Linked DNA regions of Homo sapiens: regions 1 and 3 are each linked to region 2. Evidence: chromatin contacts called from ENCODE Hi-C or POLR2A ChIA-PET data. All regions are on one chromosome and are shown on one strand. The core of a region is the stretch at or near the end of the contact, and the rest is flanking DNA. Distances in the headings are between cores, read along the strand shown.

The links. A loop is a pair of places that touch in the nucleus more often than their neighbours do. ChIA-PET counts read pairs that join two places held with the same protein, here RNA polymerase II (POLR2A). Pooled maps may share reads with other maps.
Region 1: a loop to region 2 is called in a pooled map, with 6 times the contacts of the local background. The contact joins the promoter of OCSTAMP here to the promoter of ZNF335 in region 2. A Hi-C loop is called at or near these places in 1 of 37 single-sample maps with no recorded cell type and 2 of 50 pooled maps.
Region 3: a loop to region 2 is called in a pooled map, with 4 times the contacts of the local background. The contact joins the enhancer-like site here to the promoter of ZNF335 in region 2. A Hi-C loop is called at or near these places in 1 of 37 single-sample maps with no recorded cell type and 4 of 50 pooled maps. POLR2A ChIA-PET finds 5 or more read pairs at or near these places in 1 of 52 experiments (activated CD4-positive, alpha-beta T cell).

Annotation. Positions count from the first base shown.
Region 1 is chr20:46,548,508-46,552,567 of GRCh38, reverse strand. It overlaps OCSTAMP (osteoclast stimulatory transmembrane protein), which reads left to right and starts at 1,914. Exons shown (of 3, transcript NM_080721.3): 1 at 1,914-2,051. The coding sequence starts at 2,008.
Region 2 is chr20:45,970,840-45,974,742 of GRCh38, reverse strand. It overlaps ZNF335 (zinc finger protein 335), which reads left to right and starts at 2,540. Exons shown (of 28, transcript NM_022095.4): 1 at 2,540-2,621; 2 at 3,283-3,533. The coding sequence starts at 3,333. RefSeq lists an enhancer at 1,919-2,138 and a silencer at 2,909-3,028.
Region 3 is chr20:45,431,206-45,435,042 of GRCh38, reverse strand. The region is part of intron 2 of LOC105372631 (a long non-coding RNA gene); the gene reads right to left. Among named protein-coding and RNA genes, the nearest start is that of MIR6812, 7.6 kb to the right of the region's middle. Within about 2 kb of position 1,607, at least 13 of the 41 ENCODE cell types and tissues checked have a DNase peak (open chromatin) inside an H3K27ac peak, as active enhancers do.

The sequences.
Region 1 (4,060 bases), core at 665-3,164, 580 kb before region 2:
CAGCTAACAGCAGGCCTGACTAAGGCCTCCTGCGGAAGGTGAAAATTGATGCTCCTCATGCTGGCTTTGGCCCATAGACCTGTTAAGATTGGTCTGCATGGTAGTCTTTCATTTAAAAAAAAAAAAGCTGACATTTACATTAAAAAGAGAATGACTGGCGTCTTTAGAAAAGCTGGAAAATCTGGTCATGGTGGGCCTCGTTTTCAAGGGGCTTTGACCCTCAACTGGAGATGAATAACAGCTGACCAGACAGGAGGGAGTGGGGGGGGCTACACTTTGTAGCTCACTGCTATTTGCATTCATCCTGCTTTGTTCATGAGCTAAGCAGCGTGGCCCCTGTGGGTACACAAGTTTGCTGCTGCTAGTCTGCCTCATGTACTTAGTTCTTTGCAGACCTGGTAGCTGGCCTAACATCCTGCAGGGGTGCACTGTCTGGGAAGTGTGTTAGGCCCTCTGAGGGTTCTGGCCACAGGTATTCCATTCAATCGCTGTGTAACTATAAGAACGTCACTTCCCCTATCCAGGCCGCAGGACATTCCCCTTCAGGCCTGAGAGTGACCCAGGCAACATGTCCTTATAAGGGAAAGTGGCTGTGCCCCTACTGGTCCATCCCACAGAGGGGGAGCCTGGGGGGCTCAGGGGAGGCCTGCTGGGAGTGATGGGGTACAGAGATGCTGGAGAGGTGTCTGCATTCCAGGTAGGAACTGGCTTTCAGGACAGCCTGAAAGCAGACCTGCAGGGCACTAACTGCAGAGGGTGTGCGTGGGGAATTTACATTATTGAGTACCTACTATTTGCAGTACCAGCTGTACTATGAAGTAATCACGAGGTCTGTGAATTATCCCCTCCACAGCAGCAGAGCCCAGTGGCTAACTGGTATACCCTGAAGCCAGCCCGCTGGTTAGAAATCACGGCAGTACCATTAATAGCTGAGTGGCGTGGTTGGCGACGTAGCTCTCTGAGTCTCAGTTTTCTGAGCTGAAGAATGAAAATAACATCTTTACCATAAAGGGATGTTCAAAGTAAGTGTTCAGTGAATTTGAAGAGAAATTGTTTAGAAGAATGCCTGATACATAGTAAGTGCTCAATAAATGTTAACTGTTATTTTCATTAACTATTTTTTTTTGAGACGGAGTCTCGCTCTGTGCCCAGGCTGGAGTGCAGTGACGTGATCTCAGCTCACTGCAACCTTGTCTCCTAGGTTCAAGTGATTCTCCTGCCTCAGCCTCCCGAGTATCTGGAACTACAGGTATGCACCACCACAAACCAGATAATTTTTGTATTTTTAGTAGAGACAGGGTTTCACCATGTTGGTCAGGCTGATCTCAAACTCCTGACCTCAGGTGATCCACCCCCCTCAGCCTCCCAGAGTGCTGGGATTACAGATGTGAGCCACTGTGCCCAGCCTCATTAAACTTTTTTTAAGGGGAGAAAACCAGCAGAGAGATATGAGGTCACCTGCCCAAGGTCTCATAGCTAGGGAGGGACAGAGCTGAGATTTGAAGCGAGGTACAAGTCAGGCTAAAGACAGGAAGGGGGCTGGGGAAGGAGACCAGAGCCACTGCTCCCAGTACTTGGCAGGGGTCTGATTATCACCTGTGAGTCCCAAGAGCAGGGATCAGGCTCCCCTTGGGGCACACAACTATGGAGTGGGAGGGAAAGGGAAGCTGTATGGTTTCTCTGTGCCTCAGTTTCCTTCTCTGTAAAATGGGGCTAATTCTACCTTCCTGCTACCAAGATTAGAGACATCGCTTGGAAAAGGCTGTCTTTTCCTCTTCCCACACCTTCCACCCGCTCTTGCTTGTGGGCAGAGGATGAGGCAGCTTGCCCAACCCTCTGGGAGGTGGGCCCCGAAAAGGGCGGGACAAGGCAGCCAGGAGAGCTTCATTAAAGAGTGGAAAAGCAGAAGTGGCAGGGATTCCCAAGTCCCAGCGATTCCCCCACTTCCTCTCCACCTGCCACAGCTGCCAGCGACCGCCCGCCTGAAACCACTGCCATTTGGACAGCATGCCAGGCCACCCAGGAGCAGCTGAGCAACTTGTCAAGACCGGGTAGGTCTGGGGACTTTGGACACTGAGGGCTACAGGTGAGAAAACAGTCAGCCATTGGGGGTGATGGATATGAACCCAAATCTTCAGCTCTGCCATTCCTTGGCTATGTGACCTTAGGCAAATCCTCAGTTCTCTGTGAGCCTCAGTTCCCCATCTGTGAAATGGAAGTAATAATGACATCTACAAGACTGTTGCCAGAATTGAATGAGAAAACACATGCTTAGTACTTGGCACCTGCTTGGCTCAGAGGAAGCACTCACTAAACAGCAGCTAGTTTCCTTGCCATTTTCAATACCCCGTGCAGGAATTGTCATCCAATATGACTTAGGACTGGCTTTCAATCCTTAAAATTGTTTTTATTATTAGCTATTATTCCAAAAGCTACTGTGTTCCAAATATTAATTATATAGTAGAAGGGGGTGTTTAGTCCCAAATTCAAATGCCTTCGGGAGCTGGGAAGGGGTTGCACCTGTGGAAGGCCACCTGGGTGTGCAGACGGACCCGTTCATTGATCAGCAGGATGCAGTCTGCAGGGCTGCTCCCCTGTCAAAGGTGGGTAGTGGATACTCAGCTCCAGCTACCTGTTGCAAAGGTGGGAGCTCTAACCCAGATCTTCTTATCTCTCAAGAAAAGCTGGAAACCCAGATTTTAATGTGAAACTTCCTTATTTCCAAATGGGGGCAGCTTACACACACACACACACACACAGAGTGGGCCACAATAAGGCACATTTGCATATGATTCAGCCTTTAGGGCTTCAAGGTTGTGACCTTCACTCCAGCCCCACAGGCCTCACTGCATCTCAGCTTCCCACTGTTCTGGTTCTCCCAACTCCCTATTTCCCGATGGTCAGAGCACAGGACCTTTGCACACGCTGTTCCTTCTGTCAGGGATGTCCAACTCCCTTCTTCACCCACAAACTGACACTTGTCCTTCCACCCCCAGCTGGAATGTCACCTCTTCCAGGGAGCCTTCCTGACTCCCAGGTAAAACTGGGTCACTCTCCATCTATCCCACCCCAGTCCAGGCCCAGGCATACTATGCTCAGAATTCTTTGTTAATGAACTTAAACTCTAATGGTCTATTTAAGTCTCCTCAATTAGACTGTGAACTCCTTTAGTGGGACCAGGACTTAATTCATCTTTGTGTCCACAGGGGTCAGCACAGAGCCTGGGCACAGAGGAGACTCGAGTGAAACATTTACATCGTTGACATAAGTATCATCAGAGTAACAAGTGGTGCAGTTTTATAGGATCCCTCTTCTGTGCCAGACCCTGTGTAAACTTCTTTACATGGATTATTTCATTTTATTGTCCCAGAAGCCCTGTGACAAAGGTTTCTGTATTAGTCAGGACTCATTGAGTTGCAAGTGACAGATTGATCTTACACTGCCTGTAGAAAAACAGACATCTCCTAGTGTGTGGTCCGGCATAGATTTCGGCTTCAGGCATTTCTGGATCCAGGTCCTCCAACAAGGCCACTGGGACTCTCTGTCTGTTTCCTAACACTGTTTTCCTTGTGTTGCCTTCATCCCAGGCCGACTCATACTACATGGTGGTCCCCAAGGCTTGAGGCATCTTCCTACCAGCTTAGCTCTCAAGGCAACAAAGGGCAGTTTTTTTGTCGTTGCAGCAAAATCCTGAGGAAAGCTCTATTGGTCCATCTCCGGTCAGGTGCAATCCCTGCACCAGTCACGGTGGCCAGGGGATCAGAGGTACTTGGATCAACTAGACCCAGTCACATGCTTATCCTTCAAGCTGTTGATGGTGGAGCAAGTCAGCAGCTTTGCCTGTAACCAACACAGTGACAGCCTCCCCACCACCCTCCCTGCCCTTTATAACCATATTCCCGTATAACCTTTCTGCCTGCTCTCACTTAAGATAATGTATGATCTCCAACCTCAAGTGGGCCTCAGTGTTGCCCAGCACATATGTTATTGCCCCAGTTCGTTTGTTCTCCCACTTTCCTGGGCAACCATTTTGTACTTTCTTCTTCCTCTTCAAGCATCC
Region 2 (3,903 bases), core at 1,291-3,790:
GTATGTTGTTTCCAAGGAGCCGAGACCTTGGGCTGTTAGCTTTCCCCCTCTGGGCCTTGGGCTCCTCTTCGGTTTCATGATGAGTCTGTTTCATCTGTACCATGACATTCTGCAATCTTGTGATGCTGTGGCAAAGGCCAGGATTAAGGTTGAGTCTTTTTTTTTTCTTTTTAATAGACAGGGTCTCACTCTCTCACCAAAGCCAGAGTGCAGTGGCGCACTCATAGTTCACTGCAGACTCTACCTCCTAGGAGGCTTCAGTCTTAGTGGGGAAGGGAATGAGGGTACTGTGGGGCTACTTCGGAGTACCCCAAACTTGGGAGAGGTGACTTGGTCAGATGTAGGATGCACCCTACTACCCTACTGGCATGAGGGGGCAGATGCTTCTGTAGGGCTGAGGAATGGGGTCCACACGGGAAAACTGCCTGGAGATAGTAAAACCAACATGTCATCATGCCAGTGCTGACCTAGCTCTTCAGAGCTGCTCTGGGGCCTGGTCCTGCTGGTTGCAAGGGATAGGGGATGAGGGTCCTAACCTATCCAGAGGCCTCCTGTTCCATTCCCTCAACCCAAAAGGGAAACCTAGGAAAGAAAACTTTACCTAAGAAAAGGACCAGATGAATCCCCTCATACACAAGTGCACACAAATAACAGCTCAAAGCACCCTTTGTCCTTTTTATTTTTATTTATTTATTTATTTTTTGAAGCGGAGTTTCTCTCTTGTCGCAATGGCACAATCTCGGCAACCTCCGCCTCTGGGCTTCAAGCGATTCTCCTGCCTCAGCCTCTCGAGTAGCTGGGACTACAGGCGCGCGCCACCACACCCAGTGAAATTTTGTATTTTTAGTAGAGACAGTTTCACCATGTTGGCCAGGCTGGTCTCGAACTCCTGACCTCAAGTGATCCACCGGCCTCAGCCTCCCAAAGTGCTGGTTATTACAGGTGTGACCCACCGAGCCCGGACCTTTTCTCCTTATTAATAGGTCTTCTCCTTAGGACTTTTTGTTTGTTTGTTTGAGACAAGAGTTTCCGCTGTTGTTCCCCAGGCTGGAAGGCAATGGCGTGATCTCGGCTCACCGCAACCTCTGCCTCCCGGGTTCAAGCTATTGTCCTGGCTCAGCCTCCTGAATAGCTGGGATTACGGCATGCGCCACCACGCCCAGCTGCTTTTGTATTTTTCGTACAGATGGGGTTTCTCCATGTTGATCAGGCTGGTCTCAAACTCCCAACCTCAGGTGATCCGCCCGACTCAGCTTCCCAAAGTGCTGAGATTACAGGCGTGAGCCACCGCGCCCAGCCTGCTTAGGAGTTTTTTTGAGATTTTTTTCCCCCAAAATTTGTATCTTTCAATTAAGGAAAATAGCCTATGGAACTACAGAGACTTAGGGACAAAAACCAGAGCGCCTTACTCCCTCTTGTGCTCTTCCACTGCAAACTGCTAAAAGTCTTAAAACAGAAGGTGACATTTCCGGAGGAAGGACATACCTTAAGGGCAGCTGACTTTTAATTAAAATTTTTTTTCTTTCTCCACTTTTAAAGGATAGGTAGTTGACTTGTATTTATTTATTTTTTGAAAGAGGGTCTCGCTCTGTCGCCCAGGCTGAAGTGCAGTGGTGTGATCACGGTTCGCTGCAGCCTCAACCTCCCAGACTCAAGCGATCCTCCCACCTCAGCCTCCCGAGCAACTGGGATTATAGGCACGCGCCACCATGCCTGGCTAATTTTTCTTTTTTTTCTTTTTTTTGTAGAGATGGGGTCTCGCTCTTTTGCCCAGGCTGGTTTGGAACTCCTGGGATCAAGCGATTCTCCTGCCTTGGCGTCCCAAAGTGTTGGAATTACAGGCGTGACTCACAGCGCCCGGCCTCAGCTCTATTAATGTTAACAAATATGTATACAAACCTAAGGGACAAGCATTAACTTCTTTCCATTTCCCCGACTCCTGCCATCCGTACTTAGCTCCTGAGTCCCTTTATTGGATGTGATTTTGGACCAGCCCTTCCCATACCCAGACCTCAGTTTCCCTATCTGTACAATAATTATACATTCCCTTCCCAACAAAACACATCAAACCTAACGGGCAGAGCTCGATTGGGTTGCAGCAGCGCGCTAAGTAATAAGTAATGAGTCAGGTAAAATGACTGACAACATGAATTCCTCTTTGGCCAAGCCAAAGTCGCCCGCGGCCACACGCTCTTCCGGGCTGTTGTAGGAGGGGCGCGGCCAAGCCACCGGGAGCCACGCCCCCCACTGGGAGCCACGCCCCAAGAGAGCGGGGCGCGCATTCGCCGCGCCCAACCCTGCGGCCTAGGGAAGGGACCAGAATGACGTCACAACCACTTCCTACGTAACACTCCGCCGAGATAAAGTAGTCCCCAAACCATAGTGGGCTCAGTGCCAAACACCGGGCGACGTATAAAGTCCCAGAGTCTGTTGAGACCCGATTATGGTTTTGAGGCCTCGGAGCGACCTTCCGGAACACTGAAAATGTGTCTTTCCCGGGGCCAGCGGGGGAAGTAGTTCCGGCCTACAATAGGCCGATGGGTTCCTCCGCAGCGGAGGAAAGAGGATGGCGACCTCGTCGATGCCGGAGTCAGAGAGGAACGTGGCTACGAAAGCCTCGGGTGAGCTTCGGGTAGAGTTAGGCGGCCCCACCGTACCCTGCCGTGGAGTGAGGTCACACTGCGGGGATACCCGGAGGCGAGGTCCCAGGCCGGCGGGGCTGTCCGAACAGGGCCCCGGGGTCCCAGGCCCTTTAGTCGCTCTCGCACTTGCCTGAGCGGAAACCCGGCGCCACCACAAGATGGCGTCGGGCCTGGAGCACAGGCAGCGCCGGGGACAGCCCCAAATCGCCAGGCCCCGAGACCGTCGCTGTCAGCCGCCTCCGCAGGGGAACCGGGGGGGAGCGAACCACTGACCCAGGGGGCCAGCGGGCTGTACCACCGGCCCTGCAACCCGGGGGGACGCGGGGGCCGAAGGGCTGAACCACTGGGCCCGGATGGGGCTCACAGAGCGGAACGCTCCACGAGAATCGTGGGGGCGAGGGAAAGGGTCAAGATTACCAGCCATTGACCACCCTCCCGGGAAGGGCCTTAGCCTGGGAAGCACAGCTTCTCCGTCAAGTTTTTCCCGAGCTCCCCTCGCAATACACCAGGAAGCTCCGCCCCGTCGGAGACTCAATCTTCGCATCTGCAAAATGGGCGCAGGGGTGCAAATGGGTGGCCGTGGTTGCCGGGGCTGGGGAGATGGCCCACTTGTTCCAGCCACGGTCACCTCTCTTCTCAGAGTGAAGTTCCCAGACCCTACGCCCCGCTGTCAGGCAGCCCGCCGATCAGATGGAGGAGAACGAGGTGGAGAGCAGCAGCGACGCGGCCCCTGGGCCTGGCCGGCCCGAGGAGCCCTCTGAGAGCGGCCTGGGTGTGGGCACCTCAGAAGCCGTGTCCGCCGACAGCAGCGACGCCGCGGCCGCCCCGGGGCAGGCAGAGGCCGATGACTCTGGCGTGGGGCAAAGCTCGGACCGCGGCAGCCGTTCTCAGGTATGGACCCGGCTGGACGGCGTGGGTGGAGGCAAGGACCGCGAGCAGCAGTGCCTGACAGCCAAGAGGAAACAAGGCTTGTTTGTAGCTAATACTTGGTGTTTCTGGTTTACTGTGAGCCAGGCACCAAGCCAAACCCCTAAAATGGATTTTCTCATTTGAGCTTCATACCTTCTAAGACACATACCATTTTTTCCCACATCTTATAGAAAAGGATGCCGAGGTACAGAGTGCAGACAGAGCCAGGATTCAAATCTAGGCTGTGGTCTTAGCTACTATACTACCCACAGTCCTCACACTTTGAGAGGCAGATGTCTAGGCCAGGAGTGGTAGCTCATCGCCTGTAATCCCAGCACTTTGGAAGGCTGAG
Region 3 (3,837 bases), core at 358-2,857, 540 kb after region 2:
AGTTTTCATTTAAAACATAGACTTCTGGGTGTATTAGTCCATTCTCCCACTGCTATAAAGAACTACCTGACACCAGGAGTGGTGGCTCACGCCTGTAATCTCAGCGCTTTGGGAGGCCGAGGAGGGCAGATCACCTGAGGTCGGGTGTTCGAGACCAGCCTGACCAACATGGAAAAACCCCACATCTACTAAAAATACAAAATTAGCTGGGTGTGGTGGCACATGCCTGTAATCCCAGCTACTCTGGAGGCTGAAGCAAGAGAATCACTTGAGCCCGGGAGTTAGAGGTTGCAGTGAGCTGAGATCGCGCCATTACACTTCAGCCTGAGCAACAAGAGTGAAACTGTGTCTCAAAAAAAAACACAAAAAAACAAAACAAACAAACAAAAAATGGCCGGGTGCAGTGGCTCATGCCTGTAATCCCAGCACTTTGGGAGACCGGGGCGGGCGGATCACCTGAGGTCGGGAGTTCAAGATCAGCCTGACCAACATGGAGAAACCCTGTCTCTACTAAAAAAAAAAATACAAAACTAGCCAGGGTGGTGGTGCATGCCTGTAATCCCAGCTACTTGGGAGGGTGAGGCAGGAGAATCGCTTGAACCCGGGAGGCGGAGGTTGCGGTGAGCTGAGATCGCGCCATTGCACTCCAGCCTGGGCAACAACAGCAAAACTCCGTCTCAAAAAAAAAACAACTACCCGAGACTGGGTAATTTATAAAGAAGAGGTTTAATTGGCTCACGGTTCTGCCAGCTGTACAGGTAGCATAGCTGGGGAGGCCTCAAGAAACTTTCAATCATGGTGGAAGGCAAAGGGGAAGCAGACATGTCTTACATGGCAGGAGTGGGCGAAAGAGAGAGGGGGGAGGTGCCACACACTTTTAAACAACCAAGTATCATGAGATCTCACTATCAGGAGAACAGAAAGGGGGAAATCCACCCCCATGATCCAACCAGCTCCCACCAGGCCCCACCTCCAATATTGGGGATTACAATTTGACATGAGATTTGGGTGGCAACACAAATCCAAACCATATCACTGAGTAAAGTGCAGATGGCAGGATAGTTTCACAATAGAATGTTCATTCTCTGGTTTCTATTGAATTGGATAGGAGAAAAAAAAAAAACAGGTAAAAAAAAAAAAATCAGCAGCAGTAAACCACCATGGGAAACAGTAGAACCTCATTCCATAAACTTCAAAAAGCAGTAGCAACAGAAAAATATAGAATATCTTGATGTGTTTCGTCATGGTCCTATCCCCAACTGCTCTGTTCCAGAAGAGGTGCAGGAGAAAGAGGAAATAATACAAAAGTCCTGAAAATTCTCACCAGTTGTTCCAGTGAGTTGCCTACCAGGATCCATACTTAGTGGCACAAAACAACAACTCTTTTCTGATGCACGTGGATTCTGTAGGTCTGGAATTCAGGCGGGGCTTAGTTGGGGAATTCTTTTGCTCCTTGTGGCCATGTCTGAGGTCATTCTGTGGTACCCAGCTGGGCTGGGCTGGGCTGGAGGACCCAGGATGGCTTCAATCACATGTCTAGGGCCTTGGCAGAAAGGCTAAACTAAAAGGCTAAACTCAGCTGGAACTGTTGGCCGGTGTCCACTGCATGTGTTCTTTTCAGCAGTGGCCTCTGGGTAGTCAGACTTTTCACATGGACATCAGCATCACCCAGAGCCAGCATCCCAAGAGTGCAAGATGGAAGGACAGCCTTTTTTGACCTAGCCTCAGAAATCACACAGTATCTCTTCCACTGCATTCTACTGATCATGATGGAGTCGGCAAGGTCAGCCCAGATTCAAAAAGGGGATTGACCCCAATTCTCAATGGGACAAGTGCCAGAAAAATTGCAGACATGTTTTTAAACTGAGACAGATTAGTTAAAATTTTCCTATATGTAAAATATAACTTCCTCCAAGACCCGTCCCCACCTACCCCCACTGCCCTACTTCCCACTAAAAAAAAAAAAAAAAAAAAAAAAAAAAAAAATCTTGGCCAGATGCAGTGGTTCATGACTGTAATCCCAGCACTTTGGGAGACTGAGGTGGGAGGAACACTTGTATCCAGGAGTTCGAGACCAGCCTGGGCAACATAGCAAGACCCTATCTCTATAAAAAATAAAAAATTAGCCAATCACGGTGCCACAAACCTGTAGTAGTCCCAGCTACTCAAAAGGCTGAGGTGGGAGGATTGCTTGAGCCTGGAAAGTCAAAACTGCAGTGAGCCGTGATCACACCACTACACTCCAGCCTGGGTGACAGAGTGAGTTTGTCTTAAAACCAAACAAACAAACAAACAAACAAACAAACACCTCATCCTATTTTGACATCAAACTCAGCTCCAATTTCTGGAGCTTATCTACATCAAGTCCAGCTGCAAAGAGGCGTCTTGGGTTCTGTTCCGTGGGTAGAGTTTCTCTCCATCTGAAAACCTGTGAACTAAAGAGACATGTTTTCTGCCTCACATGCACCCAACCTGCAATGGCGAGATTGGCACAGGAAACCACTATGTTCACTACCGTTTTAAAAGGGGAAGTTCAGAGCAATCACTGAGCCCCGGCAATTCTGAAATTGAATTGTGCACCTGTTGCCAGAGGTTCTTGGCTCCACTCTGACTCACACTTCCTTTTCCATAAGAAATGGCTCTTGCTTGCAACTGAGTAGCCTTCTTGTCCTGTGTCTTAACAGAATACCTGAAACTGGGTAATTTATTAAAAACCAAATTTATTTCTTACAGTTCTGTAGGCTGGGAAGCCCAAGGTCAAGGGGATGCACCTGGTGAAAGCCTTCTTGTTGTGGGGACCCTCTGCAGAGTCCTGAGGCAGTTCAGGACATCACATGGTGAGGGGGCTGAGCATGCTAAACTATGTGTTTTCCTCTTATAAAGTCACCAGTCCCACTCCTATGATAATCCATTAATCCATTTATCTGTGAATGGATTAATCCATTCATGACCCAATCACCTCTTAAAGACCCCACCTCTCAGTACTGCCACATTAGGGATTAAATTTTAATATGAGTTTTGGGGAGGAGTGTTAGAGAACTGCATGCAAAAAGTCAAGATGCATCCCCAGAAAATTCAAGTCCCACCCAAGCTCTTGGGGTCTCCACAGAGATAAAAAGCCCACCAAGGTTTGCCATTCCCCAAGGCTCAAATTTCTAATTGGTTGGCTGATCCAAAGCTCCAGGGAAACTTTCTCAAAAATGGAATAACACGTCACTAGAGGAAGCCAACTGTGGTTCCAGGAATTTAAGAAAATCTCCAGAGAGCAGAGCCCAGGCTGCCCATCATAGTCAAGAGACATCTCCAATAGCATTCCTTTCTTCCCTCAACCCCATGACTTTAGGCTCCACAGAAGTGTATAGAGGCAAACTTCAGACTGCAATTTGGGGGGTAGGGATGGAAATAACAATAGATCTCAGATATGGTGAGAAGGAAACCAAAGAGAATATACTGACACCAATTAGAATAAGCGAAAGGACAGGGCAGAGTTGCCCAAACTGAGCCTGACGAAGATGAAGGGAAATGACAGAGTAGCTATGCACCATACTACATACAGTTATAAGGAAGAAAGAAAATAAAGCAGGGAGGGAGGGAAGAAAGGAAAAAAAGAAGAAAATTAAAAAGGAAAGGACGCTGGAGAAAAGAAACAGACACAGATAACTGAATTCAGCAGAAAATCTGATAAAAGGAAAAATTTATAGGAGGGCTTTCAGCTTAAAAAACAAAAACTTTAATAAAATAAGACATTAGGCTGGGTTCAGTGGTTCAGTGTTCACACCTGTAATCCCAGTGCTTTGGGAGGCCAAGGTGGGAGGATTGCTTGAGGCTAGGTGTTGA